Regions from separate parts of the Homo sapiens genome. Here region 2 is linked to region 1. Evidence: chromatin contacts called from ENCODE Hi-C or POLR2A ChIA-PET data. All regions are on one chromosome and are shown on one strand. Each heading gives the region's core, a stretch centred on a gene start or an enhancer-like site at or near the end of the contact. The rest is flanking DNA. Distances are from core to core; before and after follow the strand shown. Region 1 holds the start of RAD51B-AS1 (RAD51B antisense RNA 1). Region 2 holds the start of ACTN1 (actinin alpha 1).

Region 1 (5,720 bases), core at 2,719-5,218:
CCTGGTCAAAGCAAGTGAGGGTCAAACTTAGGTTGTGTGAGATGTTGCTGGGAAAAAAATCTGTGGTGGTGGTGGGGTGTGTGTATGTGCACATGCATGCATAGGATCCTGTGTCCAGATACACACACACACACACACGCACACATACACACACACCCAGGGGGAGCTACAGGGTAGGCCTGTGCCAGAAACTGCTGCATTCTTCTCAACCCTAAAGCCAAGGCTGTCTTTGCAAAATGCTTTCTCATTACTTGCAGGCACATTTTCCTCTACTGCACTCGGCTCTTGTTTCTATGCGCTGCTGCAGTCAAGGCTCTTTCTCCCTCCTCCCTCAAGCAGCTATACATACACAAAACACCTGCATTTTATTAATGCTGCCTGGAGCTGGGGCGGGATGGAGCCCCCTCTGCTCTCACCGCACCCCCTCCTCCTCAGCCATGCTCAGCGAAGCAAAACGCAGGGGTTAACCCTGTGTAGCTGGGTTTTTGTCCCAGAGACGTAGTCCCCACGAGGGGTACAGAAAAGTGCAGAAGAGGGGTCCTGTCCCCAGGACAGTTGGACAGACATTGTGGGAACCCCCGCACTGCCCTGGCACCACACATGCCTGGCCCCGAGCTTTTGGCCGAATTCTTGTTTGGCCCCAAAACTTTTCTCTCGAGGAGATGAGGATACCATTCTGTCTTGAAAGGAATCCTTGCGAAGCTGTAAGAGAAACTCCGAAAGGATGGCCCTGTAAACATCTCATCTCTCTGCCTTTAGGAGCCATTGGGACTAAACAATTCCAGAAAAATAGCTGCTTTTCTTTAAAAAAATATTTTAAATTAGAAAAAGCACAAAGAATGTAAAAGTGGACCGTAATCTCATCAACCTGGCAGCTTTGTTAACTTTGTTTTTAAACGCAATACATACACATTAGAAAGCATAACACGAAAATTTAATTTCTCTCCCCTCAAGTTACAGTTGCTCCTGTCAAAGGTAATGACTATTAAGAGTTTCTTGTGTGTTCTTTCCTTCCAGGGAAATAACTTGGGCATACAGTGACATCTTCTTTTTTTAATTAAAAATAAGTCTGGAATTCTTGTCATATCAGCACATGGAGATCGCCTCTATTCTTTGCTTTTTTTTTTTTTTTTTCTTGAGACAGAGTCTCACTCTTGTCACCCAGGCTGGAGGTCAATGGCGCTCTCTCTGCTCATGGCAACCTCCGTCTCCAGGGTTCAAGTGATTCTCCTGCCTCAGCCTCCCCAGTAGCTGGGACTACAGGCGCCTGCCACCATACCCGGCTAATTTTTTGTATTTTTAGTAAAAACGGGGTTTCATCATGTTGGCCAGGCTCGTCTCAAACGCCTGACCTCAGGTGATTCACCCGCTCGGCCTCCCAGAGTGCTGGGATTACAGGCATGAGCCACCGCACCTGGCCCTCCTTCATTCTTTTTAATGGTTGTGTGGGAATTCACGGTATGGCTGTACCATAGTTTATTTCAGCAGTGTCCTAGTGAGGGACCACAGGCCACTCCCAGTGACTAAGTCTTGCAGACATTGCTGCTATGAGGATCCTTAGACATATGCCTGGAGCCGTATGTGTGTGAGGATAACAGCAGAATTCCTGCCAGTGCAATTGCCGAGTCAAAGGATATGTGCATGCAATGTTTGGTCTCCTCTTTTTTGAAAAGGGCTGTTTCTTTTCCTGCCCTTCTCTATTTTTTTTTCTACCAGGCAAACTCCTACTTACCCATCAGAATCCAGCTCCAATTTCATCTCTGTGAAGCCTTCTCTGGTTGCTCTGGGAACCAACCAGCTCCTTCTTCCATGCTTCCTTGGTCCCTCTTACCAAGTCTTACTGTAGCCCAACGTTCTTTTTTGTTGTTGTTGAGATGGAGTCTCGCTCTGTCGCCCAGGCTGGAGTGCAGTGGCGAGATCTCGGCTCACTGCAAGCTCCGCCTCCCAGGTTCACGCCATTCTCCTGCCTCAGCCTCCCGAGTAGCTGGGACTACAGGCGCCCGCCACCACGCCCGGCTAATTTTTTTGTATTTTTAATAGAGACGGGGTTTCACTGCGTTAGCCGGGATGGTCTCGATCTCCTGACCTTGTGATCCACCCATCTCGGCCTCCCGCCCAACTTTTTTTAGGTGTTTCTTCTCCATATGAAATCATGATGTGAGGACATCGACATGCCTTCTTCTGGGGGCACAATGCTTTTGTCTTTAAAGTTTTCTTTGTGCAGTTCCACTTCTGGATATAGTATTGAAAGGAGGGACAGATATTTGTACCCCCAAGTCCACGGCAGCATTATCCACAATAGCCAAAAGGCGGAAACAACCAAGTGTCCATCACAGATGAATGGATGAACAAAACGTGCTACATGCACACACACACACACACACGCACGCATGCACCTGCACACGCACACACACACATGCACCTGCACATGCACACACAATGGAATAGTATTCAGCCTTCAAGAGGAATGAAATTTTGACACATGCTACAACATGGATGAAACTTGAGGACATTGTGCTAAGTGAAACAAGCCCGTCACACAAGAACCCTGCGTGACTCCACGTATGCAAGGTACTTAGAGTAGTCAAAATCATAAAGATGAAAAGGAGAATGGTAGTTGCCAGGGGCTGTGAGGAGGGGAAAGAGGAGTCAGTGTTTAATGGGCACAGAGTTTCAGTTTGGAAAGATGAAAAAGTTCTGGAGAGAGATGACGGGGAAGCTTATACAACGATGTGAATGTACTTAATGCCACTGAATTGTACACTTAAACATGGGTAAAATGGTAGCTTTTACGTTAGGTATATTTTACCAGGATAAAAAGTTTTTTGTGTTTGAAAATATACCCTCTAATAGACTCAGAGTTGCTGACAGGCCCTCTCCATGGGTTGATGTAACCGTCTCCTTACCTCAAGACGAGGTTGACCCATCCAAGATTGGAGGGAACTTATCCTATTTTCAGATTATTTCCAGGGAAGGGAGCCCATGACATTATTAGGCAATCTTTTCCAGTGTCTCAAAACCCCAGACATTCTGGGTACCAGACCTTTCCTGCTGCACCTGAAGTTGATTTTCCTTGGTCAGTAAGTGCTTTGTCAGGCCACAGACTTTTCATGCACTCAAAGGCTCTAGTTACACCATCCCTAGCGTAGATCTGATGGTGCCAAGTAACAAGCCAGCAAGTGGACTTTGGAGGCCCAGCAAGCCTCCCTGTCTCACAGGCTTCTCATCAGTATAATGGATAAACAGTGCGAGGCTTGGATTCCTAAGCAGTCCTGGGACACAGGCCCCGCCAGGCCCTGGCAGGTGAAGAGCCTACCATTTCTCACTTCATTTAGGATGTATAATAGTTTGTTGGACGCTAGAACTGTACCCTTTCAGATCTGTGTCTTTACTTTTCAGCTGGAGGCCTCTTGCTGACAGGGTAGCGTTTCCCAAAGACACGGGAGCTGAGCTGGTGAGTCATTTCAACAGCCCTTACACTCTCCTCTGACCAGAGACCACATGACATATTAATCAGCTGCTTGAAAGGTATACCTGGCAGGCATGTTTCCTGCAGCCTGGAAGATGCTGACCTCGTCAGCTTTGAAACATCAAAGGGCTAACAAGAGAACAACAGGCTGAGAAAGACCTCATCACCTGGGTGCCTGTTGACCGCAGCCTTGTAAGGCCCAACACAGCTGAGATGTGCTGTCTGGAGCTCGGAGGAAGTGGAGCTTTTTCTGCTGTGAGGACCCGCCTTCAGCCCCCTTTTGGGGCACAGGAAGGGGAGGGAGTGAGCCTAAATTGTGGCCCCATGCTTAGTGACTCAGATGTTACTGCTACCACAAAGGGAAATTCATGTGGGGGTGGACATCTCCAGAGACCTCACTCACCTGTGATTTGGGGGATAATAGCATCACTCATGTGTTCACGTGCCAGGCCTGTCACCCCGGAACATTAGTCAAAGGGCTGTGTTGACAGTGATTTCAACTCTTGAATTATACGAAGGACCTGGCCGCAAGAAGGCATTGAGCCCCGAGGAGGACAACAGGCCTCAGGTACTTCATGTGATTAAAGCTGAGACAAGGGGAGTCCCATGGGTCAGTCCTGTAACTGGGGTCTGATATACACTAGTGATAGGCATTAGCATAGTTTGCACATTATATGATAGTCTTGGTCCTTTTCATTTCCTGATAAGCTGGAATGTCTGACAGAGTAAATTCCAGATGCCCTTGTGGAATTCTCATTACGATCATGTTGCTAAGGAACTGTCTTCTACCTGTATGCAATTTGGAAATACTATTAATAGTATTAACATGGAGTTTTGCAGTGTGTGGGTTTATTTCTTATTGTATTTATAATCACCCCCACCACTACCTTCCCACCGCTGGCTCACCATCTGAGGAGCTGGCATCAGGAAACTCAAGAAAGAAGGAAGGAAGGAAGGAAGGAAGGAAGGAAGGAAGGAAAGAAGGAAGGAAGGAAGGGAAAGGTTGTCCAGGCTTCACAGGAAGAACTGCATTTGTATTATTCTGTATTGAATTCTCAGGACCTCCACATTGCAGGCATCTAGAGGCTCCAATTAATAGTTGATAAATCTTGAAGGGAGGAAAAAATAGTCACAGAAAGTTCACTTGAGTGACCTGAAATTCTATAGCAATTTAGCCAGGGAGCCGGGAGGAGAATATGCCCTTCCAACTTGCAGGCCAGCTCTCTGCAGGAAGCCAGGCAGCTCTCCCAGGGGAAGCAGTGGCCAGGGCAAGCATGGGTCTTGAAGCTCAGGACTGGCTTTAGGACTCTGGCTCAGACAAGATGGGTGGCTCAAAGGTATTGAAGGGCTAGGTAGGGCCCTGAAAATTGGGCCTTTCTGCAGCAATCATCAGGGAGACTAATGGTCCTGGGCTAGGGAAGGAGTCTTCTTGGCCCAGAATGGCCAAGCAGCCAAATATTAGAGCACCTCCAGGGAGGTGTCCCTGGAAAGGGTCCTCCCCCAGTCAGCTCCTGCGGAGTGCAGGCAGGTTTGGGGGTCTCTCCTCTAGGAGAGATCCAGGGAGCTTGAGAGCAAAAGTGACAATGTGCCTGCCTTCTTCCTTCTCTGTAGGGCTCTGTTCTCTTTCTTCTTTTTTGAGGCAGGATCTTTTGCTTTATTGTCCAGGTTGGAGTGCAGTGGCATGATCACGGCTCACTGCAGCCTCAGCCTCCTGGGCTCAAGCAATCCTCCCACCTCAGCTTCCTGAGTAGCTGAGACCATGCCTGGCTAATTTTTAAGTTTTTTTGTAGAGACGAGGTCTCATTGTGTTGCCCAGGCTGGTCTTGAACTCCTGGGCTCAAGCAATTCTCCCACCTCAGCCTCCCAAAGCACTGGGATTATAGGCGTGAGCCACTGTGTCTGGCCTGCTCTCTTTCTTAAGGAGAAGGCTTCTGTTATTTTTTGGTCAATTGGGTGCAGAAAGCCTGTTCCCCATGGACAACCCTTGAGGGGGTCAGAATGTCAGCAGAAGGGAAAGGATGGCTTTCCAAGAGTGTTCTGTGCTTGGGCATAACCGTCTCTTGTGTCCTGCTCCTGAGAGCCATGAGACTAAGAGCATGGGACAGAGGCAGTGACTGAACTGGGCTTGAGAACACCTTTGTTTGCTGGGCCTGTTTTCCTACCAAGAGCCTGTCAGCCCGGGTTTTGGAAGGCCAATCCAGGAGAATACGGGAGGTTGCAGGCAGCTCTGACCAGCCTGTCTCTCCCCACC
Region 2 (5,406 bases), core at 2,820-5,319, 290 kb before region 1:
CACTGTTTAGGCCTTATTTTCCAGACTTTTTGAATATATCTGATATTGCCAATTCCTCTTACTTTGAAACCTTACTCCTTTGACCTCCTCAACGTCATATACTCCAGGCCCTCCTCGTTCCTGGATGACCATTTTCTTTGTCTCCTTCAGGGGTTCTTGTTCTTTGCTGTCCCTTTCTAAGTGTTGTTCTCCAGGGTTCTGCCCTCTTCTCATGTCCACCTGGGCATTCTTCATGGGTGGTCTCCTGGTGTTAATATCATCCATATGCAGATGACTCTCAACTCTGTTTTGCCTGAGGTCAGGGCTATGCAGTCAAACTGCCTGCTGGTCTATGGAATCTGGACATTCTAAGAGCACTCCAAATTCAATGTGTTCAAACTCAATCCATGATTCTGTTCCTAAATATTTTCCTTTTCTGTTCTATCTTAATTGGTCATAGTGCCACCATTCCCCAGATCATCTAAACTATAAACTCATGATTAAAGCAGGATTGCTCAACCTCAGCACTCTTGATATTTTGGGCTGGTTAATTCTTTCTTTCTTTCATATTTGGCTGGTTAATTCTTTCTTTCTTTCTTTTTTTTTTTTCTGGACAGAGTGTTGCTCTGTCACCCAGGCTGGAATGCAATGGTGCAATCATGGCTCACTGCAGCCCTGACCTCCTGGGCTCAAGCAATCCTCCTGCCTCAGCCCCCCAAGTAGCTGAGAATACAGATTCACACCACCATGGCCAGCTAATTTTTGTATTTTTGGTAAAGACGGGTTTTCGCCACCTTGCCCAGGCTGGTCTCGAACCCCTGACCTCAAGCGATCCACCTGCCTCAGCTTCCCAAAGTGTTGGGATTACAGGCATGAGCCATCATGCCTGGCCTGGATAATTCTTTGTTGTGGGGATGCTGTCCTATCCATTGTAGAACGTTTAGCAGCATTCCCAACCTGCATCCACTGGATGCCAGTAGGAACCCACCAGCTGTGATAACCCAAAATGACTCCAGACATCAACAAATATCCCTTGTGAGGGGGAGCTGTTAAAATATCCTAGAGTTGAGAACCACTGGGGTTAAAGGCACAGGTCTGGGAGTCACATGTACTGGTGCCATTTTGGACTAGTTACTACCTCTCTGAGCCTCAGTTTGTTTTCTCTGTAAGACAGAGAAACACCTCATAGGAGGAACTTAATATAGGTAAAGTGCATGGGATCTCTCAACAAAAACACTTATCTTTTCTCCAGACTCCTAGGTCTTTCAGTTTTATCCCCTAAGTATTTCTGGTCTATCCACACTTTTCCATTTCGACCTGGATTATTGCAACAGCTTTGCAACTGGTGTCAAAGCTTCCAGCCAGCCTTGCTCCCCTTAGATCCACACTCCACCTGGCACATGAGGCCTTCATGGTCTGGCTGCTTTGCACCTCTCTAGCCCCGTCTCTTGCCCCTCCCGGCCTTGGATTTCTAGTCCAGCCACGTTGAGATGCTAGACATTCCTTTGTATACCATGCAGTTTCCTGTCCTTGTGCATTAGCTTGTGCTGGTCCTTCCTTCTGGAGTAACTTCCCACACTCTTTATCTGGCTGACTCTCATTCTTTAACGTTCACTTAAGTTTCACCTCCTCCAAAAAGTTAAGCCTGGAGCCTCCTTTCCCACGGGGTTCAGTGCCCCTCATCTGTTCCAACAGTACACTTGTCAGATCTCTCTCCTTGCGTCTAACTCATGACATCATATTTTTGTTTCTGTGTCTGTCTGCTGGGCTGTGTGCGACAGGGACTATGGCTTTTTCATCTCTGTATACATCTAGTACATTCCCTGATATGCAGATGGTGCTCAGCAAATATTTATTGGGTGAATGAATGGATACAGCACTACCATTACCCTCTGTGTTAGGTTTAGAGCCACAGTTTAGAAGCGGTGATAAAATGGTCCATAAATCAGCTGTCTCTGTGGCTCAGAAGCAGTGCTTCCTCAGCCAGGGGCTTTTGGAAGGCACAGTGCTGGAGGGTAACACTCATATGAATATGTGTGGTTGACGAATGATGCAGCCAGAGACACCATCCGATATCTGCTCACAACAGCAGCAGTGGCTCTTCTGAGAACCAGGGGGCACTTTCTTCACCTTTTCCATGGGTGGCTTTCAGGTATCCACCATCGCCTGGAGAGAAGGTAGAGGACAAAATCCAGCCCATAATTCAGGGCCCTTCCTGTCAGTGAACTTCTTCTTCTAACTCCTTCACTCACTTCTGAATTGACATATTTGCATTTTAAATTTAAATTTAAATTTAAATTTTTGCAGTTGATGCAGCCATTCATCCTACAAATACAGTCCTCCCTTAGTATTGGCAGGGTATTGGTTTCAGCATCCCCATGGATACCAAAATCTGAGGATGCTCAAGTCCCTCACAGTCAGCCTGGGTATCTGCGGGTTCTGAAGCCTGTGGATATAAAGGGCCAAATGCATATATGTATGTATATATTTTGAGACAGTCTTGTTTTGTCACCCAGGCCGGAGTGCAATGGTGAAAATGCACCTCACTGCAACCTCGACCTCCCAGGCTCAAGGGAGTCTCCCGCCTCAGCTTCCCAAGTAGCTGGGACTACAGGCGTGTACCACCATGCCCGGCTGATTTTTGTATTTTTAGTAAGGACGGGGTTTTGCCACGTTGGCCAGGCTGGTCTCCAACTCCTGGGCTCAAGCGATCTGCCCGCCTCAGCCTCTCAAAGTGCTGGGATTACAGGTGTGAGCCACCGCCACCGTGGCCAGCCTCAAATCCATAAATTAAGCTCTACTATGTGCTGGGTGCTGGGGTGGAAGACTGGCACATCTGTTGTTCACAAGACAGTGCATAACCTAGGAGAGGTTTATTTGCTACTGTTCTTCGGAACCGGGATCCCATAGAGGAGCCTGCCAGAACGCGAGGCCTGCTCCTTCCCGGGCATTAGCGCGTTTAGACTCTCCTCTTACTAAGCCCAGGGAAAGGAGTCCTGGCAGGTGGCAAGCAGAAGTTAGAGCTATTTAGTCACTCCCGCCCTCCATCCTCCTCCAATGACAATAAGGTTTTGTTTGTCAGGCATAAGGTTACCGGATTGGCCTGTGAAGTCCAGAAGCTCTTTCCGCGCTCGGCTCTTTGAGCCTCAGTTTCCCCATCTGTCAGGCGTGTGTATGTGGGAGGGGGGTACGGAGTAGATTTACCTAGATCACTCGGGGTTGTCCCTTCCAGTTTTGAGGGTGATGTCGGGGTGTCTGTGAGGAGGAGGGAGGACCCTGCCACGCGAAGGTAGTTTTGGTCGCAGCAGCCAGCCAAGTGTGCCCGCGGAGACCGGCAGGGAATTCCGGGAGGCCCCGCTGTGGAGCGGTCCCCAGAGCCCGAGGGCGAGCTAGAAGAGTTCCTGCGGCGAGGCGGGAACGCTCGGTAGCCTCTGAGAGCAGTTCGCTGGCGAGAAACCGGGTTCCTGCAGGGCAGGGATCAGCCGGGTCGCGCCTTGTAGGGTGGGGTGGGGTGGGGCGGGGCCGGGGGGGGCGGCGGTGGAGTCGTGAAATTCCCAAGAAATTCCTTTCCATTGCCCCACTCCGCCCCCTTTCCTAGGGTGCCGACCTGCCCAGACCCAGGTTCCCTGGGAAAGAGAAAATGAATGTTCTTCGGGTTTCCTCGCGTCCTTTCTCCAGCCCCCTCCCACCCCGGGGTTTGGAGCGCGCGTGGGAGCGCAATAACGGTGGCGGGGAACGGGTCCAATCCCGGCGGCTCCTGGGGTTCCCAAGCGCGCTGCCACTCAGTCCCCGAGCTCGGGGAGGCGTCTCCCGGCTTCGGTCCCGTTCAGCTTAAGCTGGCGTCACATGAGCCGCGGGGGAACGGGCACCGCGGGAGTGGGCGGGGGTGTGCGCGCCGGGAGGGGGCCGCCCAGTCCACCTATATGCGCCGCAGCCCGGCTGACGGATGCCAGGAATTCCCAATGAGAGGCGATGGGGGGAAGTTTGGGCAACTCGGCCTGGCCAATGGAGAGCCTCGGGAGGGCTCTGCCCCTTCCCCCCGCCCCCGCCCGCCTCGGCTCCCGCAGCGCTAGTGTGTCCGCCTAGTTCAGTGTGCGTGGAGATTAGGTCCAAGCGCCCGCCCAGAGGCAGGCAGTCCGCGAGCCCAGCCGCCGCTGTCGCCGCCAGTAGCAGCCTTCGCCAGCAGCGCCGCGGCGGAACCGGGCGCAGGGGAGCGAGCCCGGCCCCGCCAGCCCAGCCCAGCCCAGCCCTACTCCCTCCCCACGCCAGGGCAGCAGCCGTTGCTCAGAGAGAAGGTGGAGGAAGAAATCCAGACCCTAGCACGCGCGCACCATCATGGACCATTATGATTCTCAGCAAACCAACGATTACATGCAGCCAGAAGAGGACTGGGACCGGGACCTGCTCCTGGACCCGGCCTGGGAGAAGCAGCAGAGAAAGGTTAGCAGCCGCCCCCGCCCGCTGCAGCCCCCAGCCCCCAGCCCCCAGCCCCGACCCGCTCTGCCTGCCGGGCTCTCGGCTCCGGGCTCTGAACCGGTTCCGGGCGCGCACGGGAGGGGGCGGGGGCGGTGCGGCCGTTGCGAGGTGGGGTGTTGGGTTACAGGCGCCTGGCGGAAGCGGGAGCGCCCCTGCCCCGGAGCCCGGGAACGCCGGGCCGGAGCGCGGGGAGGTGGCGCCGCTGGCGGGCAGGTCTCCTTGGGGGTCCGTGGTCCAGGCCACCCTGCGGCTGTTGCAACCATCCCCGCGTGGGCTGTGCTCGGGGGCGGTGGTCTTCAGGCTGGGGCTGAGACCCCGGCTCGGGGCTGCTTGCTCCGGATCGATTTTCCCTTTTCTTCCGCCCCTGGCCACCTCTCCATATGGCGTGCGGTGGCAGCGCCGCTTCCTGGGCCGCCCTGGGTTCAACCTGAGCGGCGGGCCTCCCGGGACCCTGCTGCCCCTTAGGCGGAGGGGAGAGCGCCGGAGAGATCGGCGGCCGCCTCCGGATCTGCCTGGAGAAGGACCAGCTGGAGTGCGGCTGGGGACGAGAAAACTGGGGGGCGTACGCGGGCTCCCCCGCGGGCCCTGTGGGGGCGGGGTCAGGACAGCAGACCGTTTTATTGCTTAACTCAGTGGGTTGGAAGCTGTAACCCCGACATGGGCTTGCGCTACGTCCTGCCCCTCCGACCCCCGGGAAAGGTGGGCAGCTCGGTTCGAGTTGAGGGGCTGCAGAACGAGGGTCAGTCTTAGGGGATATTTGGGGCCAGTCACTGGGGATCCCTACTTAGCCACGGAGCTGCATCCCAGGCAGGCGCGGTGTGCCGGGTGCGCGCCCCGCCACGGGAGCTGGGCTCGGAGCTGGCGATGGGACCCGGGCACAGTGGCCAGTGGCAGGAAGAGGTCAGAAACCACTCGTGGTGGTGGGGGGAGGGCGCCTCAACCCTACCGCTG

Evidence for each region. A loop is a pair of places that touch in the nucleus more often than their neighbours do. ChIA-PET counts read pairs that join two places held with the same protein, here RNA polymerase II (POLR2A). Pooled maps may share reads with other maps.
Region 2: a loop to region 1 is called in a pooled map, with 7 times the contacts of the local background. The contact joins the promoter of ACTN1 here to the promoter of RAD51B-AS1 in region 1. A Hi-C loop is called at or near these places in 5 of 50 pooled maps. POLR2A ChIA-PET finds 5 or more read pairs at or near these places in 3 of 52 experiments (BJ, GM12878 and PC-3).

Annotation. Positions count from the first base shown.
Region 1 is chr14:68,683,688-68,689,407 of GRCh38, reverse strand. RAD51B-AS1 (RAD51B antisense RNA 1) reads left to right here and starts at 3,968. Exons shown (of 4, transcript XR_007064220.1): 1 at 3,968-4,037. RefSeq lists enhancers at 3,631-3,680, 5,264-5,720.
Region 2 is chr14:68,977,965-68,983,370 of GRCh38, reverse strand. ACTN1 (actinin alpha 1) reads left to right here and starts at 4,069. Exons shown (of 22, transcript NM_001130004.2): 1 at 4,069-4,419. The coding sequence starts at 4,315. ACTN1-DT (ACTN1 divergent transcript) reads right to left here and starts at 3,689. Exons shown (of 4, transcript NR_073422.1): 1 at 3,587-3,689; 2 at 3,184-3,443. RefSeq lists a silencer at 4,012-4,061 and enhancers at 3,203-4,201, 4,202-5,201.